2 separate regions of the Homo sapiens genome follow, and region 2 is linked to region 1. The links are chromatin loops, found by intact Hi-C in ENCODE. Cell type or tissue: psoas muscle. All regions are shown on one strand. Each heading gives the region's core, and the rest is flanking DNA. Links, peaks and the distances in the headings are about the cores only. Region 1 has its middle 370 kb from the start of CDH7. Region 2 has its middle 120 kb from the start of CDH19.

Region 1 (5,000 bases), core at 1-5,000:
TGAGTTCTTTTTTCTAAATGTTGCTTTATAAAGTTCCACAATAACATATTCTCTGCAGTTATTATTTTAAATGTATTTATTTATTTATTATGGATATTTGCTCTTCTTGCCGAGGATGGAGTGCAATGGAGCCACCTCAGCTCACTGCAACCTCCGCCTCTATATCCCCAAAGATTAAAAAAAAAAAAAGTTCCAGGGCTTTTTTTCTCACTCCAGATTTCCTTTTCCAATTTTGGGATTTCTCATTTTAAGCAGAATAGATATATATTTTTTGTGGCTTCCACCGTAACTCATGACGTTAAACTCACTATTAATGGAGATGCATTATAGCTGAGAAAAGTTTAAAGGCTTGCTGCAATGCAGAGAAATAACCTGACGGGTTGCTTATCACAATTGCATCTCACCTGCCCATACCTTTCGAATTTATGAAATTGAGCTGAGGATTCTAGGAGAAAATGCAAGTTTTACAGCGAGATTTAATCTTCCTGCAAGCAGCTAGTCCAGAAATACCATAACAACAGCTGTTCTCACAGAATATTAGCATTTCTGCTTCTGGTCTCAGCTGCTTCTCTGAAGTGCAAAGAAATGCAAACATGGAAAATGTTCATTTTTAACATTAGCTTGAGTTTGGAAATCAGGGGACATTCATCGATCCCCAAAAGTAATGGATACACATTTCTGCTGATTATTTTATTCCTGAAGTAATGTATGACATGCATAGAATATCTTTTATTAACTATAGGAGGGTGCATATTCATGATTTGGCAGATGATTTTCAACTATGGTCCATAAAGTGAGTATAGTCCTTGATGACATGTGAGACAAAAATAAAAGGTAACTCTCATCTTTTTAATATCGCCATACTTTAAATTTCATTCCTTTATATTTTCATGCCCATGACTAAAAAAGAGAAACTATGACAGAAACTGTATCAATTTTGGTAGTATTTTTCCCTTCAAATTTGTTTATTTATTTAAATTAATAAATAAAAGTGTATGCATTTATCAGGGACAACATGCTTTGAAGTATTGTGGAATGGTTAAATTTAGCTAATTAACATATGCATTACCTCATATAGTTATCTTTGGTAGTATTTTAAGCTAATAAACTCTCCTATCCAATTTTTACCAAGAATAATTTTATCATAGATCACTTCCAACGGGGTTTTGAAGATGTTTATGTCATCGGTAGAACTTTCATTTAATTCATCTTTTAATTTGTTTTATTGAATACCTGTAGCCTTCATAATTATTAAGCTCCACAGACAACATGATTCTCAGTGATCGCATCAAAATAAGCTAACCAGTGTTTAACAATAAGACACATGTCTTCTATTTCCCCGTATTATTAGAGGGTACTTTGCTAAGTGTAGGGTTCTTTAGAGTTTCTTGAGAAATAATTGATAAACATTGCAACTGACTATTTCTTGGCATAGTGTTTAATCTTCTCAGGAAATATGAACAGTTCATTAGGCTAAACATGAATAATTATGTTTCTATAATTGTGATTAATCAAATAATAATTTGCCTTGCTTAGATACTGTCCTATTAATTGTTTTATTTACCCAGTGTATTCATAACAAACTCAAGGATCTTGAAGCCTTTTGGATGGTGCTTTTTTTTCCCTTAAATAAAAATCCAGCTGGGCATGGTGCCTCACGCCTGTAATCCCAGCACTTCGGGAGGCCGAGGCAGGCGGATTACCTGTGTTCAGGAGTTAGAGACCAGCCTGACCAACATGGTGAAACCCCGTCTCTACTAAAAATATTAAAAAATTAGCTGGGCATGGTAGCACATACCTGTAATCCCAGCTACTTGGGAGGCTGAGGCAGGAGAATCACTTGATCCCAGGAGGCAGAGATTGCAGTGAGCTGAGATGTCTCCATTGCACTCCAGCCTGGGCGACAGGTGAAAATCCATCTAAAAAAATAAATCAATTTAAAATAACAACTGCAGAGAATATTTTATTGTGGAACTTTGTAAAGCAACATTTTAAAAAAGAACTCACATGTGGAATTGATGATATACAGCGAATTAAGCAGTTACCTTAGATACATACACATCAGGAATCCCAACATCTACCACATGGTGGAATCTTGAGACCATGTCTTCTTTTTACAGAAATGCTAATGGGCTCTTAACTCAAAAACTCTAAAGAACTCTACACTTAGCAAAGTATCCTCTAATAATAGGGAGAAATAGAAGACATGTGTCTTATTGTTAAACACTGGTTAGCTTATTTGATGCTTTTATTTCTTTTATCATCATTGATGTATTTATTGTGGAACATTTTTTACTTTTACATAGGCGATTTACAATGGTTCATATTGAGGACCAGTTGCTTTGCCAGCAAAATATTGATATCTTTAACTCTGTTCCTAATATATCTCACACATATCCATGCAAATACAAGAGGTTGGAGTTTGCCCTCTTCACAGTAAAAAATTCTTTCTCACTTGCCTCCTAATATCTAGGGATTTTTTTTCTCTTTATCTGTTAGAACAATAGCAAGGGAAGAGCTAATGTATGAGGCTTATGAATTGTACTGACTTTTGAAAAAAAAGAAAATAATCTATAATGAGCACTATTTCATAAAAATGTTTCCATACTTAACATTCTTTCTTTTCAAGTTTCCACTGTAAAATATAAACCTGAAAATAGATTTTAAAGTTTAATTATGTTATGTCCATCTACATGCATCTTACACCTTGTCCCAAGACATATTTTTGATAGTACAACTCAAGCAGGTGAACTAACACTGGTAGTTACTCTTAGAGAAAGTTCATGAAATCACACCTCTTTTATGTAGTTCATTTACATATAATTAAATCTAAGCTAAATTACAAAAATACAGAAATATGTTATAGCAAGAGAACGCAGGGAGGCGGAGAATGAGAGGGAGAGGAAGCAAAAGGAGAGAATGAACATTTGAAAGCTAAAGTGATGATATTCAGTGTAAAATGTAAGGAAATATCACGTGGAGAAGATGGTATTGGAAACAGATTTTAAATGATAGGTAAGATTTTTCTAAAGAGTAGAAAAAAATTTCTCAGTACAGGAAAAAAGGTGGCAAAGTAGCAAGATTTGGGAATATTAAGAGAAAAAAGAAAAATTTACTTTGACTTGACGGGATTTTTTACAGGAAAGTAAGAGGATATGAAGTAAAAATGTTATGAGCCAGATGGTGGAAGGTCACGAACATCAAACTGAGGAGCTAATCTTTGATTTGGAAGGCATGGGGGAGTCATTGCTTGGGTTTAAGAGGAATATGGCTCTACACAGCAGGAAAATCATCCCTCTAGGCACAAAATTCCAGTAGTTTTCTATACAGTGTTCTGAAATAGGAAAGCCACTGGGCAAAATTAAAGCAACAATTTGACTATAGTCTTTAATTTTGACCCTATTGTTTATAAATATAATTTTATTGTGAAATAATAAGTAATTGGTGATGGTGGTCACAGGTGGTGCCTGCTTCTCTTTAATGCACACACTGCGTTTAGAGCAGAAAAATGAGAATTGTTATAAATGTATGCATCCCTATTTTATGTGCTCTCAGCACTCACTGATAAAACTCCCTATGCATCTTTCATGCTCTTCTTGTAGTGCTCTAGCAGAAATACACACACACACAACACACACAAATTCAGGAGTCTTTATCATTTTAGTTAATTATAGCAACCACAGGGTGATTTGGTCTTACCTAATTTGTGCTGGGTGCAATATTTATCATAATTTTAAGCTTAGGATGGAACCCAGTTCTTAAGCATTCAAAAATATATCATGCATTTTTTTAAACCATTCCACAAATCCCTGAGGAGGAAGAAATCGGCCTGATAATTTACAAAATTTGCTTTGAATACAAACGTCACCATGTAAGAAAGACATCATCTCCCACCCTATATCTTTGCCTTATTCTGCATCCCTAGAGAAATTAATTAGCCTCTGGTGATGGCTTCACTCTGTTTCAAATAAAGTAGTGCTCAACAAGCTTGTATACTGGGCAAGAGACTGCAGTGATTTGAGGAAGAAAAGCAAAAAGGCATCATCCCTGCACAGCAAGGGAATCAAAAGCAAAAGAGAAAACAATGAAGCATGAGCATGAAATAACTCACATAGTGAGTGAGGCATTCACATAGTAAATTTATTTCACTGGAAAATATTATCTGAAAAAATTTTATTTTGACATGTGTGTATGATGAATATAATTGTAGTTTGTTTTCAATACTCTAGGTTCTTGTTTCTCAAAATATAAGAAGGCTTTTCCTTTATATCTGTCATAACAGAGAACATGTTCAATAACATAACGTTTTTGTAAACCTTGGGCACATCTGTTTGGTGAGTGGAGATGGACAGGTAACTAGCCATTCACATACATACATATATATATACACACACACACACATATATATATACACATATATATACACACACACATATATATATTTAAGTTGGCAATAACTTATGAACCATTATAAATTATTCTTCTACAATATGCTAACATGAAAATGTATGGTATTCTTCTTTTTTTTTAAATTCAATGCTCTCCATCAGTGAACTAAGGGGAAGAAAATAGTGTTGGCTGGTTTTTTTTTTCTTTTTGATATGCCTTAGAAATCCTGTTAGAATTGAATTAAATATTTACACTATGTGGCGGATTTGTTCTGAGCCAGCTTAGTTAAAATGGAAATACACTTCCCAGAAAGTTCTTTTCTGTGCAATTATAGGGTGGTGTGGTAGCCATAATAATGGTCCCCAAAGATGACCATGCCCTAATCTCTATAACCTGTACTTGGCAAACATGTTTTACAAATGTCACTAAGTTAAGAATCTTGAAGTGAGAAGATTATTCTGCATTATCTCCCTAGATGGATCTAAGGAAATAACAAGGATCCTTAACATATGAAATGGGAAGGCAGAAGAGCCAGAGAAAGAGATGAGAATATGGAAGCAGTGGCTGGTGTGATGTGATTCCTATCTTTGAAGGTGCCACAAGTCTTGAAA
Region 2 (10,633 bases), core at 2,129-7,128, 360 kb after region 1:
AATTTAAATATGAATGGCTACCAGGTACTTACTGGGTACTTCTTTGAGAGGGTTTCCAAAATTAGGCCACTTTCAAATCCTTTCAGTCATTTGTACAATAACGATATTACTAAATTATAAAAGGAATATTAAAAAATCAATGAGATAACTTCATACAATTAATAGATTAAAATGGATAAACTTGTGGCATTATAAGTTCATTGATTTATTCATTTATCCAATATTTATTCAACACCTATTTCAAAATTCACCCATGTGATCCATAATGATGACAAACGGTATGGTGTATTTAAGTCATCCACAAAGAGTCTGCAGATGGTTTTTAACAACTGTCTCATATAAAAATCAACTCTAGAATCAAGCTGTTGAGGAAGGCTTCTTTCTTCCTTACTGAATATCATTGAAACCTAACTCGGGTAAGGATAGTGTTTCTGTTCCTCCGGCAGTACCCTACTACATATGCTGCTTACTATCTTTCACATTGCCATTATACTAGGTTCATTTGTGAATTGGAAATTTCATTTATTTACATCTGACTCCTCCTGTTACTGTTGCCTAACAATTTTCTGTTCATTGTCCTCATTTTTTGATCACATCTTTCTCTGAAAAAAATCCAATCTTCATTATGGATATGTAAATATTTCTACAGATAATTCATCTTCTTCACTGTAACCACTCACTATTTTGATCATACCTTAAAATGTGTCACTATAGGCCCAGTGCGGCAGCTCGCACCTGTAATCCTAACACTTTGGGAGGCTGAGTTGGACTGATCACCTCAGGTCAGGGGTTCGAGACCAGCCTGGCCAACATGGTGAAACCCTGTCTCTACTAAAAATACAAAAATTAGCTGGGTGTGGTGGTGTGCACCTGTAATCCCAACAACTCAAGGGGCTGAGACAGGAGAATCACTTGAACCTGGGAGGCGGAGGTTGCAGCATGACGAGATTGCACCACTGCACTCCAGCTAGACGACAGAGTGAAACTCAGTATTAAAAAAAAAAGTGTCACTATAAATAATTATTTTCATGTAAAAAAGGAAAGTTATGTATCTCATTTTCTTAACAACCCATACGGTCTTCCTGTAATGAACAACATTACTCTTCCTTTAGAGTGTCAAACTAACTGATCTTTAGATCTCGCCCCATAAAATACAGCATGTTTCATACATTGCAGTTGAAATGATAGTTCTAAAACCTAAATATAATTATGAAAACTTTTTGTCACACCTTATGACAACTCTGGGTGAAACTATCCAAAATTCATGACGCACCTCAAGAAACTAAGAAATATATTTAAAATTATACAGACAATAATGAATAGCAATATTAGTTGGGATTCTCCCCCCCAAAAAAAATGGAACCAATATTAAGTGTGTGTGTGGGGTGTGTGTGTGTGTGTGTGTGTGTGTGTGTGTATTTGTGTGTAGAGAGCGAGAGAGAGAAATGGAGTCTTTTTTTTTAATTATTATTTTAAGGAACTGGCTTATAAGATTGGCCATTAGCAAGTTCAAATATGTAGTACAAGCCAGCCAGCTGGAAATTCAGGTGAGATTTAATGTAGTCTTGAGGCCAAATCCCTTCTTCTTTCGGGAAACTTCAGTCTTTGCTCTTAAGGCCTTCAACCAATGGGATGAGTCTCATCCATATTATGACGAGTAATCTGCTTTATTAAAAGGCTACTGATTTAAATATTAATTACATGTAAAAAATACTTCCTGAAAAAGAATCATCTAAAGAAGTCTTTGAATAAATAACTGGATGCCATAGCCTAGCCAAGTTGGTGCACACTATTATCAAGAAAGAATTGAAAATATGAGATAAAAGTTGAATAAACAATTGTACATTTATACTGTGCAGATTTTAGTAAATGTGCATTGATTGTGATGGATATATGCAGTATTTTGATAAGTAAAAAAAATAATGGAGTTACTCAGCAGTATGGTATCATCTCACATAAATAGCATTGAGAATATTGCAATGTGTAACACTTGGAAATAATGTCAACATACATCCGTTATATATATTCATATCTTTTCGTACTGGTACGTTTATGTTTATTTCAGATAAAATTCCTGAAATATGCTGCTGGGGTAAAAGAATAAATATGTCATTTGTACCTTATTTTTAAAAATGACTGTGTATAAAAATTAGCAAGAAGTAGCAGGATAGTAATTATAATACCTGGTTTAAAGCAAAGCAATACAAAACAAAATGTTGTGGGTAGAGGAATGGCTATGGAAAAACTAATTACATATTTTATATCAAAATGACCTACTGTTGGGATGAGATGAATCTGTCAAGTTACTTTTCCATTTTCCAGTTGAACATATTGTTATATCCTCCATAGGCATGGAATGGATATGATACACGCCAACATCAAATGATTTCTGACCATGAGAACTCAGTTGACGGGAGGTAAAGAGTTAAACTTTTACGTGGAACAAAAAATTTCCTAAAGAAATAAACAAAACACCACATGTTCTCACTCACAGGTGGGAACTGAACAATGAGAACACATGGACACAGGAAGGGGAACATCACACTCTGGGGACTGTTGTGGGGTTGGGGAGTGGGGAGGGATAGCATTAGGAGATATACCTAAAGCTAAATGAAGAGTTAATGGGTGCAGCACACCAGCATGGCACATGTATACATATGCAACTAACCTGCACATTGTGCACATGTACCCTAAAACTTGAAGTATAATAATAATAAAATAAAAATAAAAAAAGAAATGAACAAAACAAAACAAAATGTGGCTAGGTTATGGCATGCCTGAGGTAGCTCTTGAAGCCACATATGATTTCTTCAGTGTCACAGATTTTGTTGAATTGTGATCTGCTGGCAGCGTCACAGATTTTGTTGAGTTGTGATCCGCTGGGGGGTCCCTTGCTTAGGGTAATTAACTTCAGCAAATGTTTCAATTTAGGAAAAGTAAATGCAAGGAAAGAACTTAATAAAACTGACAACCTTTGGAACAAGTTGTTCCAGAACTGGCTAACAGAATTATATGACAAGACATAGATTTCAGATATATAAGCTATGTTTTTTAAAATAAGCAAGTAAAATTAATGCAGTACTATATTTTACTTAACTCAGTATGTACCATATATTATCATTTCAACATGCGTCAGTATAAAATTATTGATATGATACTATGTATTGTTTTATTTTCACATAAAGTCTTTGAAATCCTGTGTGTATATTATATTTACACAACTTTTCAATCCAGACTAGCCTTATTTCAAGTGTTAAATAGTCACATCTTTCTAGCAGTTGTCATATAGGCCATTCTAGAGTTGGTCGTCCCCACCATGTTTGAACTATTAAATTCACCTGGTTGGGACCAGGAAGAGCTCCATAATCTACCATTCATGAATAGGTCAATAGAAACTTTTGTGGCTTAAATTTGAGTAACTGTCAGAAAATAGACAAATTTGTTTCATTTCTTGAGAAGAGCAGCTGTTGGAGAAATTGGGACATCCAACATAGAACATTAGTGTAATGCTAAGAATGACTTGATAGTTGGTTTTGTAAATTGTATATAATTTTCAAACTTGAGCAGCTGAGATCTCCATTTATTCATTCATATTTACTGAGTGACCACATTGAACAAAACGTTGGTCAAGATACAAAATTGCTAGTGTTTTAGAAACAGACTCTGCAACTTACAGTGCATCTAAAGAAACAGAAAATAAGTTAACAATAGAATATGTAATTACAATTTTGACAAGTGTAGACATGTTTTCTAAAGATATACAGAAAATAATCGTAAAAAATATCTATAAATAGAATAGTCTTAAAAGTCTTATCTTGGGAGATATTTAAATCAGGACTTGAAGAATAAGTTCTACAAATAATAGCAGGAAACTATTTCACAGATTAAAAATAATATGTGCAAGGCAATATATCAAGATAGACATCAGTATGTGCAAAAAAATGAAAGTAATCGATTGGGTCTGGACCATTGTGAGTGAGAGAAAAGAGAATGAATTTGGAAGAATGACAAGTAGCTAGCTCAGGAATGCAGCACAGACCATCACGAGTTTTCATATTAACTTGCTGAGTGGCCATAAGTTGTTTATCACTTTTTGTTTCAACTTATTATTGACAAAATGGACATAATAAAGATATCCACCTCCCATGGTATTTCTAATGCTTCAATGAGATACCAAATAGACAGTGCATGGTATATTTCTTGCACATAGTAACTACTTAATGAATGTTAATTTTTTTTATTGCTGGCGCTATGCTGAGGAGTTTGATATTATTTAAATGCAGAGTAAGACATAAAGTAATTTAGGTAGTGGCATGACATATTGCAATAAGCACTTTAGAAGAATGACTCTGGCAGCTGAACAAATGTGAAGGAGACAAATCTAGTATTAGAAGTATTTAGAGACCAGTTAAGAGTCATTGCAATAGTCCTTGTAAGAATGTTGGCTTGTAATTGGATAATAATGGTAGACATAGAGACAACTGAATAAATTTGATATCTGTTTAAGAGGTATACTCAACAGAACTTGATAATGGATTGAATGTGGGTGACAACAAACAGAGAAAATGATATATTTTAACCAACAATCTTGCCCATCATCTCTTAGCACTTCCTGACATCTTAGGGACAGGAAGCATTTCCAGCAAGTTTCTTGTTAAGTTTTGCTGGTGAAAAGTTTGAAAGGCAGAGAAATAAAGCCAATTTGGAAGGCAGAAGAGAAGAAAACCCATTAATTTTCCTCAATAGCCTCAGGCATGTGCATGGTTTTTGGCAGATATTAATTTGTGCAGCTCTTTAGTATTTCCATGAAAATTTCCCTGTTTGGTGACATAGGCAGTTGAGATTAGTGTCAGAAGTTTTCTTGTATTTTTGCAAATTAATGATTTTTTAAAAATCAAAGAATGAATTTGAGAGCTAGCAATATTTTTTTTGACCATGACCTCTTCAGCATTCAAAAGGATTTTTTGGTGTATCATTTCCTATAGTAAATACCTATCTTCAGGAAAGAGTAGTTTCTATTTTTCTTGCTGACAGCTTGATGGCAGAAATGGGCCGAACTTCCCCTCCATTCTCATTATTTTAATTTTAACTCTACCAGAAGAGGAAGTTCTGTGAGTTCTGGAAGGTGAAAAATTAAAAAACAAAACTGATTATTCCAGTAACGGTAAGCAGACCATGGACATCGAAGGAAGCAATATTCTACGCCTTTGAGGCTTTATTATTTTTTTCCGTAAATTTCCTGTCAAGTGCTATAGACATCTGTGATCGTAGAGATTTTCCTGCAAATCTGGTAACTTTCTAATCCCTGATAACCAAATGGAAACTATGTAGTAAACTTTCTCCTAGACTTTTAAAAATGGAATCTTCTAATAATTTTATGCATTTAATTTCCTAAATTAAATTTTATCTCATTTGACTTACCAAGAGTGATAAAAAGCAAACTTAAATGTATACATTACTGTACCCTGTAATTTATGTTTAGCAAATATTAGATTAGGAAATAGAGTAAGGAAATAACGCATCTGGATTTTAAGAACAATAAAATCCTTCACAGTATTTCTCAGGATATTTTCGTAGATACCTCTGAGAAATATGGGTTCTATGATAGTGTTTGTACAAAGTGTATTACATGTTTATGGAAGTCCCTAAATTGAATTCTCCAGTTGATAAGGTGTGATGCTAATGATCTTTGATATAAGACTAATATGAAATTTTATGTTTTCAAATTTTCCATGACTTCAATTAAATTGTAGAAGATGTCATCATATTATCAAATGTAATAAATCTGAGAAATTGAAAGAATAGATTGTATACTCTTAAAGATTCTCTTCATCTTGTGATTTTTTGGGGGCCAGTTTACTAAGTTTTTTTTTTTTTACACTTGTAAAATCCAAATCTTTAGTTAATTTATAAGAAGCCATAGAGAAACTTTCACCTGCTTGGCACATTTTCCCAAGTTTGACATAGGCTCTCTAAAAATAATGTTGGTGTAAATTCATGCACCATAAATGCATGATAACATTCAGGCTGCTGCAGTTCATTTAATTCTTATTATCTTGAAATAGAAGGTGTCTATGACCCAAAAAGAGCAATGGTCTCTCTTAGCACAGTTTTAACCATTCCTCTTTTTGGATAAGTGAATTTAGTAAGGATAATTTATACCTATCCTAAGAGCCTAATTTATGATTTCATTGATCACTTATTAAGCACACAGCTCTGTATTATGTTCTGTGATTATTAAAGAGATAACTTTTTGGCATGATCAATTAGGATCAATTCAGAAAGGAGTAACAGAGATGAATAAAAAATCTAAGCCAACTAGTGATAAAAAAGACAAATAACCACTGTATCTTCATGTGTCCTGCAACGTGTCACTATGGGACTCTGAAAATGAAGTGACTTGCATTTAATCCCATTTCTAAATGTACCTCTTGATGCATTTACTAGTTTCAGAAAAAGGGCATGTGGATAGAGACAGTGCTTTAAAATTATTTCAGAATATGCTTTCTTAGTTTAATTTTAAAGTCAAGTAGACTGATTTCACACTGGACTATGTTTCAAAATAAAATTGCCCATAAAGACACTAGAGTTATATCCTGACAAATTCATGTTTTAGAAAAATTCCCATAATTCTTTAGTAAAGCATTAAACCCACTTCACTGTTAAATTATATAAGAAAAATGATCTACAGGCTTTTGCTTTAAAGAAATGACAGGGATGGCCACTACTTAAAGAAGATCTGTATCTTATGAGAAGTACTGTATATGATAATCACTCCACTGAAAGTGTCCATTCAAAGAAATGGCTGCACTGGGAGAAATTATGGGTGAAATGTGGAGTTATATGCTAAAAATCTAGGTTATTTCAAAGTCATGTAGTCTTCTCTTAACCAAGCTAAGTTAAAGCAGAGCTGACTGAAAAACCAGTAGTAAAGAAGCATCTTCTTTAAGAAGTGAAAATACCAGAAAATCAAGGATAAAAATGGCATTGTTGATCAACTGATCTGTTGATTGATTGTCCATTGAGCTATGGGACTATACCTAATCAGAGGGTCAGATAGCACTTAGCTAGATATAAGGAACATAATACACTTACTAGTTATAATAATAAAAGTTTACATATTAAGTATCATCATTTATAGTATACTTTCAGGTACATTTTCTAATTTGATCTTCAAAATCATCCCAGGTTTATTAAGCAGATGTTTTTAATGAATTCCTAGAAAGATATTAAAATATGAATAAGCAGGTTGTGAAAACCTAATTGGTTTTTCTCCTTTCTAACCTCTTCTTTCAGATAGATCTTCCTGTAATTGATTTTGCACATGAAAAATCTGAAGTAGGGGATTTAAATTACCTGCCTGTAACTGATAGAGTCAGTACCAGAACCCACCCTCCAGAGCATAATCAAGGCAAATTCTGTATCATATTGTTTAACTCTCAGGACATTGAAAATAAATCATTACTTAAAAGACTAGAGCACCAAACTATATATGTAGGTGTATTGTATTTCCAAACAATATCGTAGGGGTTAGAGAACTATGGCTGGTGGGCCAGCTATCTGAGTTTATGAATAAGGATTTATTGGACCATAACCATGCCTATTAATTGACGAATCATCTTTGGTTCTGTTATACTACAAAGCAGGGTTTTATAGTTTCCATAGAGACCGCATACACAGCATGCCTTAAATATGTAATATCTGACTCTTTTTAAAAAAAGATTTGCTGACTGCTGCCCTGGAATTCACAAGGGCCACAAACAATTTCCAATTACAACACAACAGTAATGGAAGCCTATAAAAGTCAGGCCCAAAGTGTGTACATTATCCTAAGAATTATGCATGTTTTGTGGTGTTGTCTCTTCATTATTAATAGTGTAATTATTTTAAATAAATGTATATATAACCATACTTATAATGGTGATTTTTAAATCAGATTTAAATGTATTAGAGAAAACATATCACTTAGGAAGATGGCCGTGCTGATTTAAATTTTAGAGTGTATATTATGATAAAAAAAATTTGGGAGTCTTCTCTGAGCCACTCATTAATTCTAAGAAAATAAGAAAAGAAAAAACAATTTTTAATGAAAAAATAATAAAAAGTTAAGAATTGTGTTGTTTTCTTAGTTAATTCAATCGAATCTAGGTTGTACTAGCCCATGTATGTACATATATATGTGTGTATATGTTAGTCCGTTTCACACTATTGACAAAGACATACCCAAGGCTGGGCAATTTACAAAAGAAAGAGGTTTATTGGACTCACAATTCTACGTGGCTGAGGAGGCCACACAATCATGGCAGAAGGTGAAAGACACGTCTCACATGGTGGCAGAAAACAGAATAGAGCTTGTGCAGGAAAACTCCCCTTTATAAAACCATCAGATCTCATGTGACTTATTCACTATTACGAGAACAGCACAAGAAAGACCTACCCCCATGAGTCAATTACCTCCCACTGGGTCCCTCCCACAACAATTGGGAGCTACAATTCAAGATGAGATTTATGTGGGGACACAGCCAAACCATATCAATATAGTATTAAATATTTTTACACAAGTTAAAATATATCACATAGTTTAACATTTTACAAACTAATTGATTTTATAAGGTTCTTCATTGCCTTATTATGCTGTGATTCTACTCTCTTGCCAGCCAACAAATTAATCTGTCACAATCTTATAAACACTAGCAGAAGACACAAGATTCCAAGGTCAGAAACAACAGCCTTCCTTACCCATTTTAAGAGTAGTAACAACAGTGTCAGAATTTGTGCCTGTTCCCCACCATAATTTCTCAGTGACATAATGCTCTAAATGACACCTACACATTCATGGGATTGCATTTCAGAAAAGGAAATCTGAATTTAAGAGCTTAGTTTTAGTTTAGGAAATTTGAATCTTTTATATTAGACAGTAAGCATGACTATTTTTTCTGCCAATGGGAGATGCTATCGTGCCTTCTAAGACTACAAACTCAACCTTTGCTCTTGACTGAAACACAATCTCTTCCAAGAATGTGCTATAACACATCTTTGAAAAGATAATTCAGAACAGAAAAGAATCAATGTTTCTGTTACAAAGTATGCAGAAACATAAGTGAACCAAGTAGAATCATTTTCCTACATATGCCTTATTTACCACATAAGGAGGTTTTAAGTTTTTTGTTCGTTTATATTCATATGTCAATGATTGATTTATGAAATTTTATAACCAGGTATTAATGCTTTTAAAATTTCCCAGGGCTACTTATTGATGCTTATTCTCATCAATGAATTTCTACTTATTTGCAAATACTGCAACATTTTATATAAGGAACTTATATATCCCTCATGGATAATGAGAGACAACTGTATTAGCAAAACAAGGTGCAGTTGACACCCAAACAACACGAGTTTGAACTGTATGATTCCACTTACATGCACAGTTTTTGCAATAAATATAGTCGGCCTTTCATATCAGAGGATTCCACATCTGCAACCAAATGCAAATCACAAATATATATTCAATGGATGAGAAACTTACATATACAAAGAGTCAGATGTGGGACTTGGGTGTGCACGGATTTGGGTATGGGGAAGTCCTGAAACCAATCCCCCATCGATGTCCAGGGATGACTGTATAATGGTATTATATTCCATTACTAGTCAGGAGTTTTTCCAACTATGGTAGGCTAGTTCAACCTTAGAAAATCAATAAATGTCTTCTACAACATGAACAAGTTAAAACAGGAAAACCATTATAGCAATTGTTGCTGAAGAAGTACTTTACAAAATCCAACTCCTATTCATGATAAAAACTCTTAGCAAAACAGAGGAAAAATTTGTCAGCTTGATGGAGAATATCATAAAAGCTTTATGGCTAACAACACAGGTAATGCTGAGAAACTGGACTTTTTTACACTAACTGGGGAAAAGCAAAGGTATTTCCTCTCACCATTCCCATTCGACATAATATTGGAATTCATAGCTGCTGTGATTATACAAGAAAGTAAAATGAAAGGTGTACAGATTGGGAAAGAAGAAATAATGTATTTGTTTTTTGTTTGCTGATGACATCATTGCGTATTTAGAAAATCATAGACAGTTGAAAACAAACAAGCAAAAACCTGAAACAAATAAGAAAGTATAGCAAGGCTTCAGGATACAAGGTTAACATACCAAAGTCAATTGGTTGCTTATATATCAATACTAAACAATCAGAAATCAAACTTGAAATGCATTTACATTTATACTAGCAACCAAAAAATTGAAACCCATAATAAGAATCTTTAGAAAATCAAAAATCCATGGAAATCTACAAAATTCTGATAAAATAAATCCAAGGAGATCTAAATAAGTAAATAATTTGACAGATAATTTTGTTCATGGAATGGAAGACAACCTTGTCAATTCTCTCCAACTTGATCTTTAGATTCAATGCAATTTCAATACAAACCCAAGAAAACTACTTGGTAGATATAGACAAACTACTCTAAATTTTCTATGGAAAGCAAAATATTTAGAATAGCCCACACATACTGAAGAAAAGTAAGCTATGAAGGATTCCCACTATCAAGTTTCAGTCTTGTTTTAAAGCTACAGTTATCAAGAAATCATGGTACTGTCATGGAAAAATGGAACAGAATTGCCA

Evidence for each region. Peaks named below come from ENCODE experiments on the same cell type or tissue, not always from the same donor. Only the 100,000 strongest peaks of a DNase experiment are listed, where the experiment ranks them.
Region 2: it touches region 1 in a loop (3-fold over the local background); 13 of 110 quality-filtered maps call a loop at or near these places.

Annotation. Positions count from the first base shown.
Region 1 is chr18:66,122,510-66,127,509 of GRCh38, forward strand. No RefSeq gene overlaps it. Among named protein-coding and RNA genes, the nearest start is that of CDH7, 370 kb to the left of the region's middle. In psoas muscle, for the core only: a CTCF peak has its summit at 2,080; no DNase peak of the experiment used is centred there.
Region 2 is chr18:66,480,182-66,490,814 of GRCh38, forward strand. No RefSeq gene overlaps it. Among named protein-coding and RNA genes, the nearest start is that of CDH19, 120 kb to the right of the region's middle. In psoas muscle, for the core only: no CTCF peak of the experiment used is centred there; no DNase peak of the experiment used is centred there.